Linked DNA regions of Homo sapiens: regions 1, 2, 3, 5 and 6 are each linked to region 4. A link is an interaction called in ENCODE POLR2A ChIA-PET data of the cell type or tissue named here. Cell type or tissue: CD4-positive, alpha-beta T cell. All regions are shown on one strand. Region 1 holds the start of SSH2-AS1 (SSH2 antisense RNA 1). Region 2 overlaps SSH2 (slingshot protein phosphatase 2). Region 3 overlaps SSH2 (slingshot protein phosphatase 2). Region 4 overlaps SSH2 (slingshot protein phosphatase 2). Region 5 overlaps SSH2 (slingshot protein phosphatase 2). Region 6 overlaps SSH2 (slingshot protein phosphatase 2).

Region 1 (4,000 bases), 120 kb before region 4:
TGGCCAACATGGTGAAACCCCGTCTCTACTAAAAATACAAAAATTAGCTGGGAGTGGTAGCGGGCACCTGTAATCCCAGCTACTCGGGAGGCTGAGACAGGAGAACTCCTTGAACCCGGGAGGCAGAGGTTGCAGTGGGCCGAGATTGCACCAATGCACTCCAGCCTGGGTGACACAGCGAGACTCCATCTCAAATAAACAAACAAATAAACAAAAAAAGATATTTACTATGACACTATTTGTGATACTAAAAGATGAGACACCAAACAACAACAAAAAAGGATTTACATTATAATCCATACAACTATATGCTGTGGAGCTGTTAAAAGCTGTCAGGTCTACAGAAATCTTCTGTGGTAAGAAAAAAAAAAAACTAAAAGGAAAAAAAAAACCTGTCAGGTATTTTAGTGGAATGATATACAAGGTATACTATTCAGTAAAAAAAAAAACCTCAAACACATTTGAAATTAGTGTCTATGTTAGAATAATATAGGAAAAAATCTGGAGGAACATCACCAAACTGATAATAGTGATTCTTTCAAGAAAGGTAGAAATACTTCTGGGGAAGGCTTTTACTTTCTATATTTTACACACACACACACACACACACACACACACACACACACACACACACACACACAGAGACAGGGTATCACACTGCCACCAGGCTGGAGTGCAGTGAAACGATCAGAGCTCACTGCAGCCTCAACCTCCTGGGCTCAGGTGATTCTCCTGCCTCAGCCTCCTTTTAGTAGTAGCTGGGACTACAGGTGTTTGCCACCACGCCTGGCTGATTTTTTTATTTTTTATTTTTGTGGAGATGGGGGTCTCACTATGTTGCCCAGGCTGGTCTTGAACTCCTGGGTTCAAGTGATCCTCCTGCCTTGGCCTCAGGGATTATTGGAGTGAGCCACCAAGCCTGGCCTCTATATTTTTACAATTTTTGAATTTAAAAAATGGGCATGTTTAAAAATTATAATCAGAAAAAAACCTACTAAAATCAAAACATACAAGTAACACAAAGGGAATACTCTGTTGGAACCTATTACCAAGTCCTCATAACTAGGATGAAGAACTGATGGTAAGCATTCTGGAATCAGAAAGCAAAGGAACGGCTAGTAAATTTGGAGAGAAAGCTTAGTAACAGAATGAAGGGAACAGCATAAAGGATAGGCCCTTTCAGAAGAATCTCTGGGTAAAAATCATTAAGCTAAGGAGACACGTGGAAAAAGCAGGTGGGCCAAAGGAAGACTCCCCTCCATCACCATTTTATGAAAGAGGTCTGAGGTAGGGAGGAGATTTCATTTCAAACCACACACTCTTAAACAGTTCCCAAAACCCCAGCCAAAAAGAGAACGGTGGCCCTTTTGTTGGTCAGGTTCATCTGCCCAGGAAACAGGTCACTAAGTATGGTCCTTGGGGGTGTGGTCTCCATGACTTACAAGCTGATGAGGAGTTACCAAACCGCAGGGTGGAATGGGAAACTCAGCCCAAAACAACTTGCCCTGGGCTCCGGGCCACGCCTGGGCTCTGCCGAGTCATGCTCAGGCGCCTGCACTAATGTGACCCCCTGTTTGTTCTCAACTCTGCACCTGCTCTCAGCTCCCCCTGCCTGTCTGCTGCTTGGGTGGGGCTCTCTCTGACTCATGCCTGCACAGCAAAGGGGTGCTTTCCTGGGAAGGAGCAGGTCAATCTTTTTATGAAGACAAGCTGTAATCAATCAGCTGGGTATAAGATGGGGTTTTCACCCTTTCCAAGCTGCATGAGCTCCAGCCACCCCTAGGAGGAGACAACATATCACGCATCTCAAGTGAGTGGCTGTGGGGAGGGGCAAGCTGACTGTTTGGATAGGTGGGGCCTAAGTTGTACATTATGACCAACTGAGGCCAGTGGTTTCCTTTTAAAGTTTCTTCTCTTATATGCAGACATCCTTGTTTCCTGAAATAAATATGAGTGTATTCCCCAATTTCTATCCCTCACCTATCATGAGGATGTTCAAACCTGCACCAGCTTCTCTCACCCACCATAGTAGGACAATGCCTGGGATGCAAATCACTGGGAAGACCTCTCAGGGGGTGGCTGTTTTCACTCTTCTAATAACAGAACAGGCAAAATGAGAAGTTTAATGATCCCAAGAATCCTCCAAAGTATGTTTTTTTTTTGTTTTTTTTTTTTGAGACGGAGTCTCGCTCTGTCACCCAGGCTGGAGTGCAGTGGCGCGATCTCGGCTCACTGCAAGCTCCACTTCCCGGGTTCACGCCATTCTCCTGCCTCAGCCTCCTGAGTAGCTGGGACTACAGGCACCCGCCACCACGCCTGGCTATTTTTGTATTTTTAGTAGAGACGGGGTTTCACCGTGTTAGCCAGGATGGTCTCCATCTCCTGACCTCGTGATCCGCTTGCCTCAGCCTCCCAAAGTGCTGGGATTATAGGCGTGAGCCACCACGCCCGGCCCCTCCAAAGTATGTTTTTTAAACTGCCTGCAGATCACTAATCAGTCAGGAGAGAATGAGAGACTGAAGTTATGCTAATAGGCAGCAACAGTGCATGTTTCAGAGGAAGTCTGACATCGCAGCTGTGTAACCAGCAGGGATTTCCTTCTCTTCCTTGGGGAGAAAATCATCAGAAAATACTGGGCCAGGGCTCTGGAATTAAACTGACACTTGTAAAAGAGAGAGAAAAAAAAAACAATCTAAAGATAGGTCTGATGCTGCTGCCTTGTTTTCATTTTTGCAATAGGACCTGGAGGGAGAATGGCAAGCAGCTGATTCATCTCCATTGCCTGTGAAACACTGCTACTCCACGTGTCACTTCTCACTCAGGGGTCCCCTCCTCACTCCTCCCTACTCAAGGGTAACCTCCATCCTGAATTTTGTGCTTATCATTCCCTTTTTTTTTCTTTATAGTGTCAACATGTTTTGTTCCTAATACTGCTTTGTTTTGCATGTCTTGAACTTTATATAAATGGTATCCCACTGTATATATTCTTCACCAATGGATTTTTTTTTTAAAGATTCATCACTGTGTATAAAGGTAATCCACAGAGTGTAATGAGTATGCCACAATTTATTTCCCTTCTGTTGGTTCAAGCAATTCTCCTGCCTCAGCCTCCAGAGTAGTTGGAATTATAGGCATGCGCCACCATGCCTGGCTAATTTTTGTATTTTTAGTAGACACAGGGTATCACCATGTTGGACCAGGCTGGTCTCAAACTCCTGACCTCAAGTGATCTGCCCGCCTCGGCCTCCCAAAGTGTTGGCATTACAGATATGAGCCACCACGCCTGGCCTCATCATGTTTTAGTCGGTTACACTAAACTGTTTTTTTCCAATGAAGCTTTGTCCTGAGACAGTTTATTCTAACACTTCATCACTGGTAGGAATAGATGTAATGTATTAGATCATATCTATTATTTTAAACTATTAAATTTTAAACTCGGCCGACTCCCCACCTCCCACCCCCTTCCAGGCAGGCAGCAAATAAACAGCTTGCCAAAAAGGAACTTCAGAGTTGGTCTGTATCCTGGATGATATAACCAAGTCTCAGATCCTTTTCCCCCTTGAGTGGCCTCTGACCTGAATTTGGATTCATATAAAGACACAGACATACATAAGGTGATGAGGTCATTCTGGGAAATAATTGGCCTTTTACCTAGTTAATGAACAAGAGGAAATTTTATTTTTATTTTTAAATATTTTTAAGTTGTCAGCCTTGTGTAGGGGCCATGCCAATCTTCTCTGTATAGTTCCAATTTTAGTGTATGTGCTGCCCAAGTGAGCACAAGAAGAAGGAAATTTAAATGACAGATGCATAAGTCGTCCCATTATCTTGCCTCCACTTTCATATTGTTACGTGTTTGGTGAAACATCAACTCTGAGAAAGTTATATAAAGGAAAAGGCTGCTAAAAATGGAGTACTTGCGCCTGTAATCTAGCTACTCAGGAGGCTAAAGCATGATGATCACTCCTAGAGCCTAGGAGTTGAGTGAGACTAGCCTGGG
Region 2 (4,000 bases), 71 kb before region 4:
AGAGATGGGGTTTCACCATGTTGTCCAGACTGGTCAATTTTAAGCTTCTTAAATGGAAGAATAGCACTTAAGAGTTCCTGGAATTTGATCACAGGCCTCTAGACAGTACCTACAGTATTGATTCAACACCTATATCCTAATTAGAAGGATGAGATAAAAATCTTTGAAGAAAAAATTCTGAAATGTGAGGGGATAAACCCAAGACTTTAATTAAAGTTCCTTTTAGGCCGGGCGCAGTGGCTCACGTCTGTAATCCCAAAACTTTGGGAGGCTGAGGCAGGTGGATCGCTTGAGGTCAGGAGTTCGAGATCAGCTGGCCAACAGGGCAAAATCCTCTCTCTACTAAAAATACAAAAAAAATTAGCTGGGTGTGGTGGCATGTGTCTATAATCCCAGCTACTCAGGAGGCTGAGGCAGGAGAATTGCTGGAACCCAGGAGGAGGAGGTTGCAGTAGGTTGAGATCACGCCACTCCACTCCAGCCTGGGCGACAGGGCAAGTGAGACTCTCAAAAAAAAAAAAAAGTTCCTTTTAAGCTTCAAGATTCTAGGTTAAGGAATTAAAAATCTATGTGCCGCAGCCATAAGGAAAAGTCTAACGCCCATCCTGGTTTAAGGTTTATTTCGTATTCCTCTGTTGGAGATAAGATTAAGCAAAATCTAATAATTTATTAACACAATCAAATAAATTTAAAATGGCAATTTTGTACATAATATCCTAATTTTGAAAAGGACAGCATTTCCAATGTTTCTTCAGTCTCCAGAACCTATATTGAAATCAATGACTGGAATAAGACAATAATTGAGATGCATTTGATTTATCAACTAAAGTTCTCCTTGAAAAGGACACTACTGAAGTCCATTTTAATTGTCTAAACAAAACAATTATTCTGGACTTTAAAACTTGGCAGCAATAGTAACTAAGATTATATTTCCAAGAAACTACATTTACTGCCTAAATGTGGAATCCTATTACAAGTTACAGGTGAATTGGATCCAGCAATCTTAGGACTGAAGTAGGTCTGAGAAGTCATCCCCTGCCTCTTTATTCCTGAAGAACCCAATCTGTTTTCAAAGCTCATCTATTAAAGAATAATGCTATTCCCTCGGCATCCAATTTAAATGTTTAACCTAATTACAAGCAGTTTACAAACTGGGCATAGTGGCATGCCAGCTACTCGGGAGGCTGCAGTGGGAGTATTACTAAAAATACAAAAATTAGCAGGGCATCATGGCATGTACCTGTAATCCCAGCTACTCAGGAGGCTGAGTCGTGAGAATCAGTTGAACCCAGGAGGCAGAGGCTGCAATAAGCCGAGAACACACCACTGCATTCCAGCCTGGGTGACAAAGCGAGATCCATCTCAAAAAAAAAAAAAAAAAAAAAAAAGAGCTTCTCTCCTCAGCATCATCTAACATCAGGAAATACTCCTCCTTAAGCTTAAACTGTAACTTTGCCTTTAATTTCTTTTCACCACTGGGTGCAGTGGCTCACGCCTATAATCCCAGCACTTTGGGAAGCCAAGGCGGGCAGATCACCTGAGGTCGGGAGTTCAAGACCAGCCAGACCAATATGGAGAAACCCGGTCTCTCCTAAAAATACAAAAAATTAGCCAGGCGTGGTGGCGCATGCCGGTAATCCCAGCTACTCAGGAGGCTGAGGCAGGAGAATCGCTTGAACCTGGGAGGCGGAGGTTGTGGTGAGCCAAGATTGCGCCATTGTACTCCAGCCTGGGCAAAAGAGTGAAACTCTGTCTCAAAAAAAAAAAAAAAAAGACTTAATTTCTTTACACCAAGAGTCTTACATGCATGCCCCTGTGTGCATGATGTAAGACTCTTGGTGAAAAGAAATTAATTACCCCCAGTAAACTACATTATAAAGGCCCAATGTCTAAGACAGGCAGTTCACCCAATCCATCAGAGAGAAAGGTTCCAAAAGTAGGTAAATATTAAATGCTAGTCAAAAGAATGAAGCAAAATCAATAGCCAAAATTAAAACAGGCTTCACTTGTGACACTAGTAAACTAAAGAACACTGTCTTCAAAAGAAAAAGATTAGAGCTTCAGGAAGTCTCTGAATTTTTTTTTAAATCAGTCTGTATGAAATTCTTAAATATGAATTATATTCTGTGTAGCCATTAAAAACCATGATTTATTTATTGACATGGAAAGATATCCATGATAAACTATGAAGAAAGTAGGTTACAAAAAGGTATTTCTATTTTTATCACATTTTCGTAGAAACAAAACAATGCTCTTCCTCTCACTCTTTACACACACACACACACAGACACACACACACACATAGACACACACACTCTCTCTCTCATATATACATATTTAAAAAAAGAGTGGAAGGATACTTATCCAAATTGCTGAGAACGATTTTCTCAGAATGTAGAATACAGAGTGATTTTTATTTTATTTATACCTTTTTGCATTGTTTGGGAGAAAAAAAAACCCCACATAATACATTTATAGCTAGAAAAAATGAACCAATTTCCATTTTAGAAAGCAACATATGATGAAAACCAAAATCATAAAACTTCTCATTTTCTTGAATTCTCCTGCAAAATACTCAAAAAAGACCTCTTTGTACCTTATCAACACTTCAGCTTTAGTTAAGAACATCAATTGAAATTACTTCAAATGTCCTGAAAATTCTTAATTTCTCAGATTAATGTTTTAATTAAATGGTTGATCTTTGGTAACGTGCAAGAGTACTATAAAACCACTTTCTTTATTTTACTAGCTACAGTTTTTCTAAGTACTACAGTTAATGCTTGATGCCTGTATTTGGAACACAGAGCTTCCCTGGAGGAAAAGATTGGCTTTGTCCTATTTTCTCTCTTTTTTTTTTTTTGAGACAGAGTCTCGCTCTGTTGCCCAGGCTGGAGTGCAGTGGCACGATCTCGGCTCACTGAAAGCTCTGCCTCCCGGGTTCACACCATTCTCCTGCCTCAGCCTCCTGAGTAGCTGGGACTACAGGCACCTGCCACCACGCCCGGCTAATTTTTTGTATTTTTAGTAGAGACGGGGTTTCGCCGTGTTAGCCAGGATGGTCTCGATCTCCTGAACTCGTGATCCACCCGCCTCGGCCTCCCAAAGTGCTGGGATTATAGGCGTGAGCCACTGTGCCCGGCTTATTTTCAATGCTAAAGCAAAATGTGTGGTTTGGTTGGGTTATTTAAAAAATGAAGTCAAGACTTTCAGCCGGGCGCGGTGGCTCATGCCTGTAATCCCAGCACTTTGGGAGGCCGAGATGGGCAGATCACTTGAGGTCAGGAGTTCAAGACCAGCCTGGCCAACATGGTGAAAGCCTGTCTCTACTACAAATACAAAAAATTAGCCGGGTATGGTGGCATGGGCCTGTAATCCCAGCTAGTCGGGGGGCTGAGACAGGAGAATCACTTGAACTCGGGAGGCAGAGGTTGCAATGGGCCAAGATCGAGCCACTGCACTCCAGACTGGGCGACAGAGCAAGACTCTGTCTCAAAAAAATAAATAAATAAATAAAAAATAAAAAAAAAAAAACAAGACTTTCAGTTGACTATCAAACTTTTAACCTTCTGCACAAATCTTCAGAGTTTCAGCATTACAAATTTAACTCAAAACAAAAGCCTTTGCTTTGAGTCTACAAATGCTCCTTTCAGTTACAGAAGTGCTAATTTGTCCAAAGTCATACAATGCATTGACTCATTTTCTTGAAGATGACTCACTCAATAAGCTGAAACATAATGACTATGTGTTTGTAACAACTCAAAACAACTGTAAAACGGCTTGTCATTTGAACTTTGAATTCAGAGGCATCAGTTACATTTTCTGAATTTATATTTTATAAATGTAAAGCAGCTGAAGATGCATATTTTAGTAAGAAAAGAATTGCCAGCTCTGCCTTTGTAACTGCTTCCTTCATGTTCTTCCAAGTCTCTATGTAGTTAAAATTATTTTAATATTTAGAGGTTCAAACCAAATTCCAGAAGGTTATCAATGAGAAAACGAT
Region 3 (4,000 bases), 85 kb before region 4:
GGGTAGATTATCTCCCTGGGGTCTTTTTCAGGCTCTTTTATTTCTTGTTTTGCTTGCATTCTATCCATTCCGCTCCCCATGGGGACTTCTACTACCTAACAGGCAGCTGAATAGGAAACTGAAATTCAAATCCCTGACTGGGGAATGGATTCTGAATCTTAGTCACATCATTCTCTGGTTGTATTAGATAATTTTCTAGATAATCTAAAATAAGAGAATAAGAGGCCAGGTGCAGTGGCTCACACCTGCAATCTCAGCACTTTGGGAGGCCAAGGCAGGAGGACGGCTTGAGGCCAGGAGTTCAAGACCAGCCTGGGCAACACAGAGAGACCCCCGTCTCCACAAAAAAAATTAAAAAAAAAATTAGCCAGGTGTAGTGGCACATGCCTGTAGTCATAGCTGCTTAGGAGGCTGAGGTAGGAAGAACACTCGAGCCCAGGAGTTGGAGGCTGCCATAAGCTATGATTGCACCACTGCACTCCAGCCTGGGCGACAGAGGGAGACCCTGTCTCTTTAAAGGAGAGAGAGAGAGAGATATGAGAGAGAGAGAGAGATCTATCCTGTCTAAATGTAAGAAATACTCTCAGGGCAGTTATGTAACCCATCCAAAGCATGTTTTCTCACCCATAATAAGGGGCTAATAATATTATTTTGGGGGCTTGGTATGATGATTAAATATAATCCATGCAAAGCATCTGGCATGTAGTAAATAGCCCTGAAATGTCCATATGCCAGCTGATGGTTATTAGCAAGTATAATGTTTTCTCTAGGCTTTATTTGCATTATGCAAATAGCCACCAGCAGTTTAAATGGAAATTTATTTATCCATAAAGTAACGAATGCTATCCCTGGTTACCTTAGGAAATAGCTAATGCAGGCCAGGCGCAGTGGCTACGCCTGTAATCCCAGCACTTCGGGAGGCCAAGGCGGGGTCAGGAGTTCAAGACCAGCCCAGCCAATATGGTGAAACCCTGTCTCTACTAAAAAATACAAAAAAATTAGCCAGGCGTGGTGGCACATGCCTGTAGTCCCAGCTACTCAGGAGGCTGACGCAGGAGAATCGCCTGAACCCGGGAGGCGGAGGTTGCAGTGAGCCGAGATCGCGCCACTGCACTCCAGCCTGGGCAACAGAGTGAGGCTTCGTCTCAAAAAAAAAAAAAGAAAAAAAAGAAATAGCTAATGCATAGCAATGTGATGTTCTAGATTTGGCTCTTAGTCCACTAACTAACTTAGTCAATATGTCCCTAATAAAACTCGGTATCAACTGGCTTATCTAAACCGTTAAGTCTCTGCCAGAGCCTAAGAATAACACCTCTGAATTCCTCTGAATTTCACTTGTTCACCAATACTCAAGGCCTTCCAATTGCAACAATTTGAATATTGCATTTCTAGGTCATCTTTAACTACGATGGTTATACAAACAGATCATTTAGCATTTTCATAGCAAACTGTACCATTTCAAACATTTCTTACAAAATATTCCTCCAATAACATTAAAACACTTTTGTAGAGATAGTAAAAGTCATCTTACCACATTGCCTGCACAGATACAGGTTTGAATATGTGAACTCTGTTATCCGTCGATACACTGAACCCACTAAGGACAAATGAGAACAAGACAAAAATCCACAAATTAGGGTAGGTTATTTGAATTGTGAGTTTTCATGGATGTATCCCAGGCTAAAAACAACTGGCTCCGTAGAGGGAATCATCAGGCATTTCACGTAGAAGTTTTAACTAGAGTGTAAGACTTGACCAAAAAGCTTTGACAAATTGTCTGACTTCATCTACCAGGCAAAATGAATGGATTCCTATATTGGAGTTAGAGAATTCAATACAGTTTCCCAGCTGTAGCTATGGACAAACTGTTCTGTATATTTCTATTTGGAAGTCTTGTGGGTTCTTAGCAAACCTGACCCTGGTTTTATAAACTGGAGCAAACATCTTGGTCTCTTGGGGACACATTCTAAAAACATTAGGAGGTAGGGTGGGGGTGGGGTCACTGGAAGGAACTGGCACAGGAAAGGGGTTATACTGTAGGCTGACAGCTGGCAGAGGCAGCAAGAGGTTATTTGAAACAGAACATATCATCCTTTGGGAGAGCATTGCAACAGTCCCACATACTCAGATTAAAGAGCCAACAAACTAGTTCTTCTTTGTCTTGATTCCTACCACAGTCGGCCTAGAAGAACAGAAGTGAGAGACCCTGGCAAGTTGTATTTTTACTCCACTTTACAAAACAGGAGTTTAAAAGGACTCATTCAGCTGTTGACATGAAAGTTCAGTTGGCACACTGGGCCTCCCTTTTAGCTGAATGAATGTGCAGTAAGATGGAGCCCCACCCCTTGGCTTTCTGTAACAGAATAAAAAAGGAAATCTCTTACCCATCACCATCCAAATGAATTAGCGTGTCGCTCCAGAGAGGCAAAACTAAGCCCATGGTACAAGTGCTACTGCAAGACAAGAAGTAGTCCAATAGTTACTCCCCATTACTCTGGGAAGCAGTCTTCTGTTTACTAACTCTTTCAACACCAAGGATAAACCCTTAAATTCTAAATTCTGGCATAAGTGTTACAATGAAGAAATTTCTATCATATTATTATTAATCTTATGTATGTCCTCAGGAGCTGTTTTAAAGAGATAGTCAGTCAGTTCCTTAAATATTTAATGAAGAAAACTTACTGACTCAGCTTCCTACATTGTCATCTTGCAAATGGCCACTATCTAAAAAATGCAGATGATTGCTGCTGACTTGCATTTGGCAGGTCTTAGCACATAGTACAGTGTCCACCTCGACTCCAAGGATTTTTTTTTTTTTTTTTTGAGATGGAGTCTTACTCTGTTGCCCAGGCTGGAGTGCAGTGGTGCAGTCTCAGCTCACTGAAACCTCTGCCTCCCAGGTTCAAGCAATTCCCCTGCCTTAGCCTCCCCAGTAGCTGGGATTACAGGCGAGCGCCACCACACCTGGCTAATTTTTCTGTACTTTTAGTAGAGATGGGGTTTCACCATGTTGGCCAGGCTAGTCTCGAAGTCCTGATCCACCCACCTCAGCCTCCCGAAGTGCTGGGATTACGGGCATGAGCCATGGTGCCCAGTCCCAAGGATTATTTTTAATGCCAATAACTATTGCTGGTTGCTGGAGAGCTTGGGATGTGTTATTTGCCTCTAATTCTGAGGTTTACATAGATTTACTTAACACCAGAACACACTCAATAGTCTAAAAGGCAAAGGGAATTAAAAAATGTAAAGAAGTAATTGTTAATAGTTTGTGATCAAGATAGGCAAAATAGACATAACAAAACTTAAATCAATGAAACACTGCTTTGTGACTGTGCACTGAACTAGCACTGCTGAAACACAGTTAATAGAAATGTCAACAACCAAGAAAAGGGTAGCCCTAGTATGGTATTTAAAAATACTATTTCTTTTTTTTTTTTTTTTTTTGAGACAGAGTCTCCCTCTGTTGCCCAGGCTGGAGGACAGTGGCATAATCTTGGCTCACTGCAACCTCCACCTCCTGGATTCAAGTGATTTTCCTGCCTCAGCCTCCCGAGTAGCTGGGATTATATGCATGTGCCACCATGCCCGGCTAATTTTTGTATTTTTAGCAGAGATGAGTTTTTGCCATGTTGACTAGGCTGGTCTCAAACTCCTGGCCTCAGAGTGATCCACCCGTCTCAGCCTCCCAAAGTGTTGGGATTACAGGCATGAGCCACTGCACCCGGCCTAAAATGCTATTTCAATCTCACATTAGCCCAGGAAGGGCTTTAAGTTAATGGAAGAGGTTCGTACAGAAAGCCATGGACCCCTGATTGTATGCTCTATCACATCTCTTCTCTGGGAAACAGTAACCTACCCTAGGCTACTGCCACTATCTCTCCTTAACGCTGCTGTAACTGCTTTCCCACTCTGGCTAGTCTCCGAAAGGCTTCCATGATGCTCCATGCCAATCTATCTAGAGCGGAAGCATGGTGTACTAGAAAGAATCTGGCATAACCAT
Region 4 (4,000 bases):
TCCATTCATCCATCCATGGACACTTGGGTTGCTTCCACTGCCATTTTTAAAGTACTGTTAACACTATTATTTTCATACTGGTTATCAGTGTCAGATTATTTACCCATTAACTTCTTCACTCTATGACCGTTCCCGTTTTTAGACGGAAAATGCAAGTCAGTTTATTTAATTGTGGAGCTTTTACAGTACAGGGCAGTAAAACAACTTTTGTGACTTTTTTTCTATTTTTTTAGAAGCTCCACCATGAATCAACACACGGGAGAAAAAAAGAAACTCAAACGAGTTTAATTCGATTTGGTAGGATAGGAGGGCAAACCATCTCTGAAAATAATAAATTAGTTGTGAGATTATCTAGAAATCACCTTACATGCTATTCTCTAGACCTTTAATAAGGGATAATGTAAAGTTTCTGTTGTTGGACATTAAAAAGTTGACCTGGGAGGGAGACAGTAGCTTTGCTTAAGTGCAAAGAGTCTAGGAAAATCCCAGCAGGTGACTCCTCTGAAGCCACTTGGAATGAGTGTCAACACACTAACACAGACCCAACTGCTGCTATCTAAGTAACCTTAAACCACTGCATTGATTTAAGGATGGAACCTGAATAGGAAAAGTTCCTCTACTTGATAACTGTGAAGTGATATTAACCACAAGCTTCAGCACACACACTTCTCAGAAACAGCTAAACCACAGTGGAATGACAACTCTCTAGAGACTTCAAAAACAGCGACGATTTAAAGATGCATTTGCGCTTTGGTGAATGAAGGTGTGCGTGCAGGCTTGGGCTGTGAGCACGTACCAGTAGTACAGGAGGAGATAAAATAGAAACTACCGAAATCTAGCCTTCTGGAATCACTCCAGACTACAACCAGCAGGAGCGAAGAATGGTCCTTCTTTTTGTAAATGGTTAGCAATAGAAACTTTAAAAAAAAAAAACCCATAATCACGGAAAGCTGCTCACCAGCAGGACCCACAGGGACTCCCGCTTCCGATTCTGTCGACTACCCTTCACCCAAGTCTTCCAAGTGCCAAACAGCTCAGCTGTCACTCGGTCACCACAACTTCTGAGGGACAACCCGCACTTTCAAAGTCCCTCAAAGTTAAACGGAAATTCTCCCAAAGGATTCTTCCGTCCACCCCCACCCCGGGACACTTTCCGCCTCCATGAATCCCCCCACCGTTCTACCCCAGCATCCTTCCCTCCAGACGCACGGAGACCTCCAGGCAAGCAGGATGCGCGCTCGCCCTCGCTTGATTGTTTGCTCCCCAGGATGCTGGGGAAAGCGGCTGCTGAAAGAGCAAACTTTCTGAGCGTTCGCGGAGGCGGAGGGCGCGCGGCGGACTCACAGCTGGTTGATGGCGTTCTGCGAGATGACCGCGTTGGCGGAGAAGTAAGGAATCATGTCGGGGCCACCGAGGCTGCAGGTGCAAGCGAGGGGCGCCTTCCTCTTGCGGGCCAACGTGCTCAGGGTCATGGGGCCGGCTCAAAGTGCACAACTCCGCATCCTGGCCTCTGCTCTGCTCCGGCACGAGGCGCAGGCTGCGCGTGCACCCGGCGGCGGAGGCGGGCCCGCCGGGTCGCGCGGAGGCAGCCGCCGAAGCCCCAGGGCTCGGCGGTAGAGTCCGGACTGACGGGCGTCGCCAGCAGTTCGCCCCCACCCGCGTCCGGGGCGGGACGGGCGGGTCCTGAGAGCGGAGAGGGTAGGCCCGGCCGGCGCCCCGCCCCAGATCTCGGGACGCCCGCGCGGATCCCGCAGCGCGCGTCACAGCCTTTAGGGCATCCGGCGGCCCCAAGACACTGCTGCCTCGGTAAGGGAGTGAAGCTACTCAAGGGTGGACGAGAAAGGCTTGCATTTCTCTAAAGGAGGATGTTTCAACAGAAAAGTCCTGCCTCTTAAAGATTGGCTCTATACATTGTACCTCAAACCCGTTTTTGAAAGATCTTAAAAAATGTAAAGGCCATAAATTCACAAGTGCAACAAATATTTATCAGAGACTTCCTATGTGATTTGGAAATTCAGAGATTACACTCACATACATATGTGTGTGTGTGTGTGTGTGTGTGTGTGTATATATATATATATATTTTTTTTTGAGATGGAGTTTCTGCTATTGTCGCCCAGGCTGGAATGCAATGGTGCGATCTTGGTTCACTGCAACCTCCGCCTCCCAGGTTCAAGCGATTCTCCAGCCTCAGCCTCCCGAGTAGCTGGCATTACAGGTTTGCGCCACCACGCCTGGCTAATTTTTGTATTTTTCGTAGAGATGGGGTTTCAATGTGTTGGCCAGGCTGGTCTCAAACTCCTGACCTCCGGTGATCCGCCCGTCTCGGCCTCCCAAAGTGCTGGGATTACAGGCGTGAGCCAGGGCTCCCGGCAAGATTTTTTTTTTTTAAACAGTTGAAGTAATGGTCAAACAAACAAAAAACAATTTAGATTGTCGATAACATCTACTAATGTTTGTAAGTAAATCTATAGAGGGCTTTCTTAGCCATCCCCCAATTCAAAGATTCACAGCCTTAGCTGCACATAGGAATTACTTGTGGTGGGTTTAAAAATCTCAATGCCCAGGCTGCACCTTAATAAAATTGGAATCTCTTGAAGGTGGGATTTAGACGTATTTTTCAAAGCTCCCCAGGTGATTCCAAAGTGCAGCCATGGTTGAGACGGCAGAGTAGAGATCATATCTTCACTTTACAGATACAGTAACATTTAAGGTCTAAGCAGATGACCTCGTTTATAAATAATGTCATTCAGGAACCCAGGTTTTATGACATTTGATCTAGGGCTTTTACCTTCAAATTGTATTCCCTGACGCCTTTACAGTTTTAAGCCCTTACCATGTTCCTTCCAATTCACTGAGCAGTGCCTTTCACCTGACCAGGGACCAGCTCTTTGTAAAATATGACTGCGCTCTCTCTCTCCTGCATGTTGTGCTCACAAATGGGGCTGGCATGGTGCAGGCATTCAATAGAAGTTAGCTTCCTTTTATTTTACCTTTCCAGTCTCATTATGCTACAGCAAATATTTTCAGGTATCAGCATTTTCAGCATTTTTGAATACTAGACTAAAATATATATCACTGAAGCTGCCTTAGAATTCTGGAGTCAGAAATTAATAATAATTTCTAAAAACTTCACTAACCAATTAGATTAAAATTAGGAAGAAGTGACTTTAAGACTCAACATGCTATAATCAAGAAAATAATAAGCCTTTGTTTTATATAAATATTTATGCTCTTTTCCCATTGGAAAGTTTGGCAATTTTCAAGATACTAGTAATGAAATAATCAATCCAAATTATAAGGTCTATGCCTAAAACCAGAATTACTCGTTAGTTGATTCTTCTATAAAACTTAAGCCTGTTGCCAAAGCACCTTGAGGGACTTGAAATACTGAAAACTCATGCTGTAAAGAGTTATCTAAGTTTCTGAGATATCTGGTAATAGGAAAGCACCAGGTGGCAAGTGAAGAGTTAACGGAAGGTCTGGATCTTGGAGTTCATCATCTTCATCCATCTCTAGGAAGGAAAATGTTTGAAAGATTTATTCAGGCTGTGTCAGCAGCCACCCAAATGGTAGTGTAAAAAAAAATCTGCTGATACACCCCAAAATAAATTGCTTAAAATATCTGGCAAACTTGCCAGTTTGAAACTTCTTCCAGACTGTAATTTATTACAGCCTCCTGCTGTGATTAAAAAAAAAAAAAAAAGCAGGCGCGTTAGAACAGCACTATTAAGGTGAGTCCAGTTCCTTTCATGACACAGCAGAGAGAGGATTTTATTGAAGTCAACACTAAATGATGCCATTTAGGACAGATGATGGCATGGTAATCATCTGTATCTGTCTGAAAAAGCAGGAAATGTATATTATTCAATTCATACTTAATATCTCTTGCATTTAAAAATGCCAGAGATAAAGATTTCATAAATATGTATCTTGTCTTTTATAAATAGGTTCCTATAGCGACGCCCCAGAAGTGCATAGTCCTTTCCTTTCTCCTCAG
Region 5 (4,000 bases), 63 kb before region 4:
TAGGAAATCTGAGGCTTTAGATAGCAGGAGATAAATAATGTACTATCATAAATTATGAAAATCTGTGAACAAAAAAACCTCATTCTTGCCCACTCAGATCTTGCCCTTATTAAAGTCTAAGGTGACTGACATAGTCACATAACCATGAATGCCAGTATAACTTGTTCTCACATTGGTCTTGAAATCTACATAATTTTCCTTCAGTTAACTAATAGCTGTTAATTATGAGATGAAATACTGTTATGTACAAGAAGTGGATAGAGGCAGGAAGAAAAAAAAATAGGTTGGCAAACGGGTTGGTGCGTTTGTCTAAATGGTCAGCAAGTCTGAAAGCCTTTCCTTTCTTCTCCCTCTTTCCTTCTCATACAGAATAGTTTTCTTAATCTCAGCACTTTGGGAGGCTGAAGCGGGGGAGTGCTTGAGGCTAGTGAGCTATGATCATGCCACTGCACTCCAGCCTGGGTGACAGAGCAAGACCTTATATTTAAATATAAATAAATAAACAAAAACCAAACAACTCCCCCACCCCAAACCAAAAAGGATGGTTTTCACTGCTGGCTTCTGACCAATTAATTCCATATTGCAGAATCTTTCAATTTTCAAAATTAAAATGGAGAGTCATTATGTTTGGCCAGATCCATTCTACTACATTTCAAGGCCAGGGACACAATCTAAGTCTCATATGCACAAACCCAAGAGAAATCAAAACGTATGTCCACCCAAAAAGTTGTACACACATCTATAATACAGCATTATTCATAATAGCAAAAAAGTGGAAACAACTCAAATGTCTATCAAATGATGAATGGATAAATAAAATGTGGTATTATCCACAAAATGTAATATTATTTGGTCATAAAAAGGAATGATGTACTGATACATACTATACCATGGATGACCTTTGAAAACATGCTAAGTAAAAGGAGCCTAACTCAAAAATCCATTCATATGAATCCATTTACAGAACATCCAGAATAGGCAAATCTATAGAGACAGAAAGTAGATTAGTGGTTGCTTAGGGCTGGTAGAGAGGGTGAGAGAAATAGGGAGTGCCTGCTAATGGACATCGGGTTTATTTTCAGGGCGATAAAAATGTTCTAAAATTAGATTGTGGTGATGGCTGTACAACTCTGTGACTATTCTAAAAACCAATGCATGTACACTTTAAATGAGTAAACTGGGTGAATTATATGGTATGTGGATTATATCTCAATAAAGCTGTTAAACAAAAAATAAAAGAACAAGTATGAGGAGACAAAGTGTTAGGTATAAACAGTGAAAAGCTACCGGAGTTACAAGTTGCAACTGAGTTAAGCAACTGAGGATACTTTTTATTTTATTTTTTTCTTGAGACAGGGTCTTACTCTACCACCCAGACTGGAGTACAGTGGCGCTATCACAGCTCCCTACAGCTGTGACCTCCTGGGCTCAAGCAATCCTCCCACCTCAGCCTCCAGGGTAGCCAGGACTAACTACCCTAGGTGTTGTGCACCACAACGCCTAGCTAATTTTTTGTATTTTTTGTAGAGATGAGGTTTCACCATGTTGCCCAGGCTGGTCCCAAACTCCTAAGCTCAAGCAATCTGTCTGCCTCGGCCTCCCAAAATGCTGGGATTACAGGCACAGACCACTGCACCAGGGCTGAGCTTCTTTAAAATTAAGTTTCCTTCTGTCCTACCAGTAGAAATAACCAGAGGAAAGGATTTTTAGGATGGAGAACTTCTGGAGGAGAACCCTAAATAGCAGCCCAAAGTCCCCACTCCAAACACTACTGGCCCAAAGATTCAGCTGGCTTATTTGAAGCTCAGACAAAAACCAGGAGTCCTACTCAAGTAAGCCTTCTTATGCGAGTTGGAAGCTCAGGTTTGTCAGCTGCAAAAAGTACTTACTGCTCTGAGCAAACTGCATATCATTTCCTACTGGGCAACTGTTCTTCACAGAGTCTAACAGAAGGCAATATATTGATATAGCATTAAGATAACCTTCCCTACATTTCCCTACCATATACTTCATTTCTAGGAGCTAAATTTCAAATTTCTATTGGATTTTATAGACTTTTCATTGTTTCCATTTAAAATACTGGCAGACATTCACCCATAATACCCTTTTTTGATTGCAAAATAGTATTTGGATATTTCAAATGCAGCCCAGTTAAAAAATTCTAACTAGTTCAAGAAACATGCATAAGGAAGTACAACTAGACAAGGTAAGCCCTTGATCTGCTCTCAATTCTGCCATCAACTTGCAGTTACTGTGGGCCTGGCCAAGGCAGCTTCAGTTTATGTGACAGCCTGGCTTTTACAAGCTGAGTTTATACTCGCACTGCCTCATCTGTTCCGGTCTGGATCACAAGCAAGTCCATTCAGCTTGTGTTAAATCTGCTTTTCTTTTTAGTATGAGGAAAGCTAAGTGAACAATGTCAAGTAGAAACCTGGGTGGCAGCTGAGTGTAGAAGTTTGACCAAAGAAAAATGCCAACCAGTGCCAGGAGCTTTAAAAGCCACTGACCCCATTAACTATCACATGCCATAGAGTAATTTGCCCAACATTCTAGTCAGACAAACTGGATTTAAACCAATAATTTGTCTTCTTTTTACTGTAAGGGATAAATATCCACACTGAAAAGAAATAAAAAGCTTAGTGGGCATACTTCATCTGCACATTCAAGTTTTTTGGGGAAGTGTCCTCCCCTACCCGACCTCTGGTACTGGGCACTGGGGAGGAAGGTTTTAGAAAGTGTAATCCAAGCTAATTTCCAAAAGAGGTTATTTCTTCCCTTACTCTAAAAAATTTTCCATGGCTGGAGAGTTCTGGTAGGAGGAAAATATTGTCCAAACAAAATGGATTATGATTCTGAGCTGCCACAGTTGCAACTAGGTGAAGGCCCAAACAAGTAGTAGGGCAGCCACTAAAACAGCCGAGATTATCTTGACTAAAGCTATGCTCAACTACTGGCTCAATGGGATCCAATATTTTTGGCTTTTACCTCTGACCTAAACACTTAAGGTTATCGTAGTCTTTGTTCCTTTCTTAGTAATTACAATTTTTTTCACTCCTGGAGGTCATAAGTGGTCAAAGTGGCCCATTTATGACAACAAGCAATCACCTCTTTCTGTACTACTGATCAGGATTAGTGTCCTCAGGCTGACTTTTATTTTTTTTCCCCAAAATGATAAATAAGGTCTGCCAGTAGAAGAGAAGCATTAGGTTATCTTCTTAAACTGTGGATATCCTATACCTGGAGATCTCTCTCCCTAAGACACATTTTCTACGGTTCTTTTAAAACCTCATCATCACAGGTGTTCCTGATTTTAGAGAAATCCAATATAAAAGAATACAGTGCATATACTACTGTTAGTTGATATTTCAAAACAAGAGTCTTATACTCATTCCTATGTGAACATTTGATGATTCCTTCTGGGTTGAATTTCCAGTCTTTTTAGTGTATACATTCAAGTAGCAGACACTGGCATTTTAATATGTGACATAATGACTCATTATCACAGCAAAAAGTTTATCTTAGTATATTCTGTATCATTCCCCTCCTCATACCATCACCAGACAGTAGAAAGAAATCAGAAATTGAATCTTTGATTAGTTGAAGTAATTCTGAATAAGATTCAAGGGAACAGCTAAACTTCTTTTTTTCTTTTTGAGATGGAGTCTCATTCTGTCGCCCAGGCTGGAGGGTAGCAGCGCAATCTCAGCTCACTGCAACCTCCATCTCCCAGGTTCCAGCAATTCTCCTGCCTCAGCCTCCTGAGTAGCTGGGACTACAGGCGCGCACCACCATGCCTGCTAATTTTTGTATTTTTTTCTTTTTTTCTTTTTTTTTGAGATGGAGTCTTACTGTGTCGCCCAGGCTGGAGTGCAGTGGCGTGATCTCAGCTCACTGCAAGCTCCGCCTCCCGGGTTCACACCATTCTCCTGACTCAGCCTCCTGAATAGCTGGGACCACAGGCGCCCGCCACCATGTCCGGCTAATTTTTTTAAATTTTTAG
Region 6 (4,000 bases), 55 kb before region 4:
ACCTAATAGAGGATTCTAAATTGCTTTTGAGTACAGTACTGCTATTAAAGGTTAGCTAGCAGACTGTAAATGACATTGTCTACTCAGTATTTCCACTTGGAAATCTTAACTGGCAATGTTAAATTGACGTTGCCAAAACTAAATTCTTGAGTTCCCCCACCCTCAAGTCAATCTCTGGCCTCGTTCTCCAGCCTCATTCTCCCAGTTGTTTAGGCAAAACACCTAATAGTCATCCTTAGTGTCTTTCCTTCCTATAATATATATCTAATCCATTAGCAAGTCCTGTGAGCTTTACTTTCAAATATATCTTGAACCTGCCCACTTATCCCTATCACCACTATCACACTGGTCCATGGCACCAGCATTCCTTACTTGGACCACTATTTAAAAAGTTTTTCTTAAGCCTTTTATTATAGAAAATTTCAAACATACACAAAAGTAGAGGGAATAACTATGATAAGTAAGCCCCCATGTTCCCATCACATTTGAGCTTTAATTTGTGGCAAATTTTGTTTCTTCTACATCCTCACCCATTTTACCTTGCCCCTAAAGTGAAACAAACCCCAGGTGCTGTATCAAAAAAAAACTTCTTAACAGGTCTATCTGCAACCACTTCTGCCCTCGATTATCTATCTACTCACCAAATAGCAACCAGAGTGACTTAAAAAACATCGATTGTACAGTGTCACTTCCCTGCTTAAAACCCTCCAAATGCTTCCTTTTGTACTTGTAAATAAAAAAACCAGTCTTTAGCTTGGTCTTCAAGGACCTGTAACATCCTACAGGACTACTCCTCTGATCTTGTATCATCTCCCCTTTTGTTTACCATGATCTATGATTCTTCTTTCTGTTTCTTCGATGTTTGAGGGACTTTGTGCTTTCTGTTCCCTACTTGGAATACTTTTCTTGTGGCCTATCATTATGTAAGTCTCAGCTTACATATCACTGCTCCTTCCCCCAATTCCAATCATACTCTATCCTGTTGTTCTGTTTTGTTTCCTTCAGAATATTTATCATAAACTAAAATTATATTTATTTAGGTGTATACCTGTTGTGGTTACCTTCCTATAGTAGAATATAAGCTCCAAGAGGGCAAGGACTTAATTTTGTGCATCACTGTAGCTGCAGCACTGGAAATAGTCTAAGGCACGTATTAGCTGCTTGAACAATAGGTGATGGATGAATGAATTTATCCCAGTTTTTTCCACACTGTATGTCTGTCCTGTCACTGTAGCAGAAATTGTAATTTAGGACAAGTCTCACATGTAAAAGTAATAAATTATATAACTCAATATATGTGGCAGATTAATGGACTTTAAGATGTTTGATGATAGATTAGCAAATGAAGTTAAATCACCTCTATAATGTTATCAGACATTGATTCAATTTTATCCTTTAATAAAGTCCATGAAGCTAATAAAACCTTTGAGGTAACCTGCCAAATAGACTGAAACACACCTTCTAAAAACAAAAGAATCCACAGATGTCACTTTAAAAATCTGCATGCTGGCTGGGGGTGGTGGTGCCTTGATTTTATTTTGTTTTCATCTTTAAATAAAGCATTACTCTCTTGTGGTCTGTTGCACAAGCCTTCTCTCTTGTTACAACCGTGGTGTTCACATGCCACCCTACTGTGGGTCACTCTGTTCCACTCACATTACGGGAACAACCTAAAACAAAATGTCTGAGTGACAGGATGAGTGGGCCACACCACAGACAGGAAATGAAATTCACACTTTTGCCAACACAGCAACTGCTGCTTTACTAAATGAAAATATTTTAAAAATAAAGGCTAAATATTCTACCTATTCACCAGGCAAAGTAACAGCTTTGGACACTGTGGGTTCCAGTAAACAAAGCAGTTCGCTACATCTACAAAAGAAGTGTGTATATTTGTTGAAGAGTTTAAAACAACTGAACATACTTCAGTCACTCCTTTTGTGAGATAGGTAGTTTCTCTTTGACAAACACTATTTTAAGAACTTCCTGGCCGGGCGCAGTGGCTCACGCTTGTAATCCCAGCACTTTGGGAGGCCTAGGCGGGCGGATCACGAGGTCAGGAGATCGAGACCATCCTGGCTAACACGGTGAAACCCCGTCTCTACTAAAAATACAAAAAAATTAGCCAGGCGTGGTGGCGGGCGCTTGTAGTCCCAGCTACTCGGGGGCTGAGGCAGGAGAATGGCGTGAACCCGGGAGGCGGAGCTTGCAGTGAGCCGAGATTGCGCCACTGCACTCCCGCCTGGGCGACAGAGCGACACTCCGCCTCAAAAAAAAAAAAAGAACTTCCTGGTTTTTGGAGTTCAGCAATACTGTTTTTTTATAGATACATTTGTTGCTTATGCTTTAAAGTATATGTAAGTACATTCTTGCTTTAAAGCATATCTAAATGTGTTATTTAAAATGAATGCAGGGCTTTCTCAAAGTAAGGGTTAAGGAGCTGGACAAGGGCTGTTGGTTAGTTCAAAGCCACCTGGACTCCAGAAACTCCTGATTATAAAAGAAAGGCCAGGAGTCAAACTCACATATAGTATAAATATCACAAATTCACATATAAGAGAAAAGAGGCTTTCCTATTTGAAACACAAATGTCAATAAACTTTTCTGATGGAACAAATTGTACAAGGTAGGCCAACAGACTACTATTTTTTTTTTTTTTTGAGATGGAGTCTTGCTCTCTTGCCCAGGCTGGAGTGCAATGGTGAGATCTTGGCTCACTGCAACCTCTGCCTCCTGGGCTCAAACGATTCTCGTGCCTCAGCCTCGCGAACAGCTGGGACTATGGGCATACGTCACCATACCTGGCTAATTTTTGTATTTTTAGTGGAGACGGGGTTTCACCATGTTGCCCAGGCTGGTCTGGAACTCCTGATCTTAAGTGATCCGCCCGCCTTGGCCTCCCAAAGTGCTGGGATTACAGGTGTAAGCCACCATGCCCAACCCGAGACTACTATTAAATACTATTATAATAGGCGCGATACAGGCTCCCAGAGACTCGTGGCAGATAATCTGGATGGTACAATCAATCCTCTTTATTCCATGGCCCCAGGTTATGACCCCTCAGTTATCAAAAAAGTGACATTCTGTTGGTCACAAGGGGACCAGAAATAAGCGTGTGGCTGATTACAAAAATCTCTTATCATAACAGAAAAAAATTCATAGCATGGAAGTGATAAAACAAAATTTATAACCACCACCAGAGTTTAGGTAGATAAAATTCCACTTGAAAATTAAATGCTTTATTTGCATATGAAGAAAATTATATGTAAATTTAATCACATATACTTTTGTGTAAGATAAAAGGTTGGTATATCTTGCCAGAATAGTAAAAGATTTATTATGTAAATATGTCTTCCTGAAACAGCTGCTTAAAAATTCAATTGACAAGGAGTTGTCAATTGTCTAATTAAAAAGTCTGTTCTTGCTAGGCGTGGTGGCTCACACCTGTAATCCCAACACTTTGGGAGGCCAAGGCGGGCAGATCACCTGAGGTCAGGAGTTCGAGATCAGCCTGGCCAACATGGCGAAACCCCATCTCGACTAAAAATACAAAAAAATTAGCCAGGCGTGGTGGCGGGTGCCTGTAATCCCAGCTGCTAGGGAGGCTGAGGCAAGAGAATCACTGGAACCTGGGAGGCGGAGGTTGCAGTGAGCCGAGATTGTGCCACTGCACTCCAGCCTGGACGACAGAGGGGAACTCTGCTTCAAAAAAAAAAAAAAAAAACAAACAAAAAAACCGGTTCTTTAGAAAGGCAGGTGAAAACTTTTTCATGTTTCTGAATTGACTAGTTCTGTAGAGTCTGGCACAGAAACAGAACTGCAGTAAACTCTATGAAGTCATTTGTATGTGATTACAGATACCTAAGTTAAATATAACCCCGAAGGACTTAAGAAGCCCCACAGTAAGGAATGAATGAGATAAAGAAAATACTATTTTCTTGATCTAAAGAGAATAATTAGCTGCTTGATACAAAAATGACAGAATCACCTTTCTAATAGA

What was found. ChIA-PET counts read pairs that join two places held together with the same protein. Peaks named below come from ENCODE experiments on the same cell type or tissue, not always from the same donor. Only the 100,000 strongest peaks of a DNase experiment are listed, where the experiment ranks them.
Region 1: POLR2A ChIA-PET joins it to region 4 with 17 read pairs; 21 of 35 experiments call an interaction of 5 or more read pairs at or near these places.
Region 2: POLR2A ChIA-PET joins it to region 4 with 14 read pairs; 20 of 35 experiments call an interaction of 5 or more read pairs at or near these places.
Region 3: POLR2A ChIA-PET joins it to region 4 with 12 read pairs; 15 of 35 experiments call an interaction of 5 or more read pairs at or near these places.
Region 5: POLR2A ChIA-PET joins it to region 4 with 18 read pairs; 20 of 35 experiments call an interaction of 5 or more read pairs at or near these places.
Region 6: POLR2A ChIA-PET joins it to region 4 with 98 read pairs; 19 of 35 experiments call an interaction of 5 or more read pairs at or near these places.

What each region holds. Positions count from the first base shown.
Region 1 is chr17:29,637,922-29,641,921 of GRCh38, forward strand. All of the region lies in intron 14 of SSH2 (slingshot protein phosphatase 2), which reads right to left. SSH2-AS1 (SSH2 antisense RNA 1) reads left to right here and starts at 1,580. Exons shown (of 2, transcript XR_001752823.2): 1 at 1,580-1,810; 2 at 2,740-2,980. It also overlaps the pseudogene RNU6-920P. RefSeq lists enhancers at 1,449-1,758, 1,630-1,924. In CD4-positive, alpha-beta T cell, CTCF peaks have their summits at 1,779 and 1,980; a DNase peak (open chromatin) is centred at 1,730.
Region 2 is chr17:29,688,649-29,692,648 of GRCh38, forward strand. All of the region lies in intron 5 of SSH2 (slingshot protein phosphatase 2), which reads right to left. Among named protein-coding and RNA genes, the nearest start is that of SSH2-AS1, 51 kb to the left of the region's middle. In CD4-positive, alpha-beta T cell, no CTCF peak of the experiment used is centred here; no DNase peak of the experiment used is centred here; H3K27ac peaks cover 219 bases.
Region 3 is chr17:29,675,289-29,679,288 of GRCh38, forward strand. It overlaps SSH2 (slingshot protein phosphatase 2), which reads right to left. Exons shown (of 16, transcript NM_001282129.2): 7 at 2,385-2,453; 8 at 1,532-1,597. Among named protein-coding and RNA genes, the nearest start is that of SSH2-AS1, 38 kb to the left of the region's middle. In CD4-positive, alpha-beta T cell, no CTCF peak of the experiment used is centred here; no DNase peak of the experiment used is centred here.
Region 4 is chr17:29,759,806-29,763,805 of GRCh38, forward strand. The region is part of intron 3 of SSH2 (slingshot protein phosphatase 2); the gene reads right to left. Among named protein-coding and RNA genes, the nearest start is that of SSH2-AS1, 120 kb to the left of the region's middle. RefSeq lists a silencer at 1,421-1,860 and an enhancer at 1,911-2,040. In CD4-positive, alpha-beta T cell, no CTCF peak of the experiment used is centred here; DNase peaks (open chromatin) are centred at 736 and 1,696; H3K4me3 peaks cover 2,215 bases; H3K27ac peaks cover 2,152 bases.
Region 5 is chr17:29,697,155-29,701,154 of GRCh38, forward strand. All of the region lies in intron 4 of SSH2 (slingshot protein phosphatase 2), which reads right to left. Among named protein-coding and RNA genes, the nearest start is that of SSH2-AS1, 60 kb to the left of the region's middle. In CD4-positive, alpha-beta T cell, no CTCF peak of the experiment used is centred here; no DNase peak of the experiment used is centred here.
Region 6 is chr17:29,704,884-29,708,883 of GRCh38, forward strand. All of the region lies in intron 3 of SSH2 (slingshot protein phosphatase 2), which reads right to left. Among named protein-coding and RNA genes, the nearest start is that of SSH2-AS1, 67 kb to the left of the region's middle. RefSeq lists an enhancer at 1,786-1,975. In CD4-positive, alpha-beta T cell, no CTCF peak of the experiment used is centred here; DNase peaks (open chromatin) are centred at 648, 1,668 and 2,290; H3K4me3 peaks cover 2,371 bases; H3K27ac peaks cover 3,023 bases.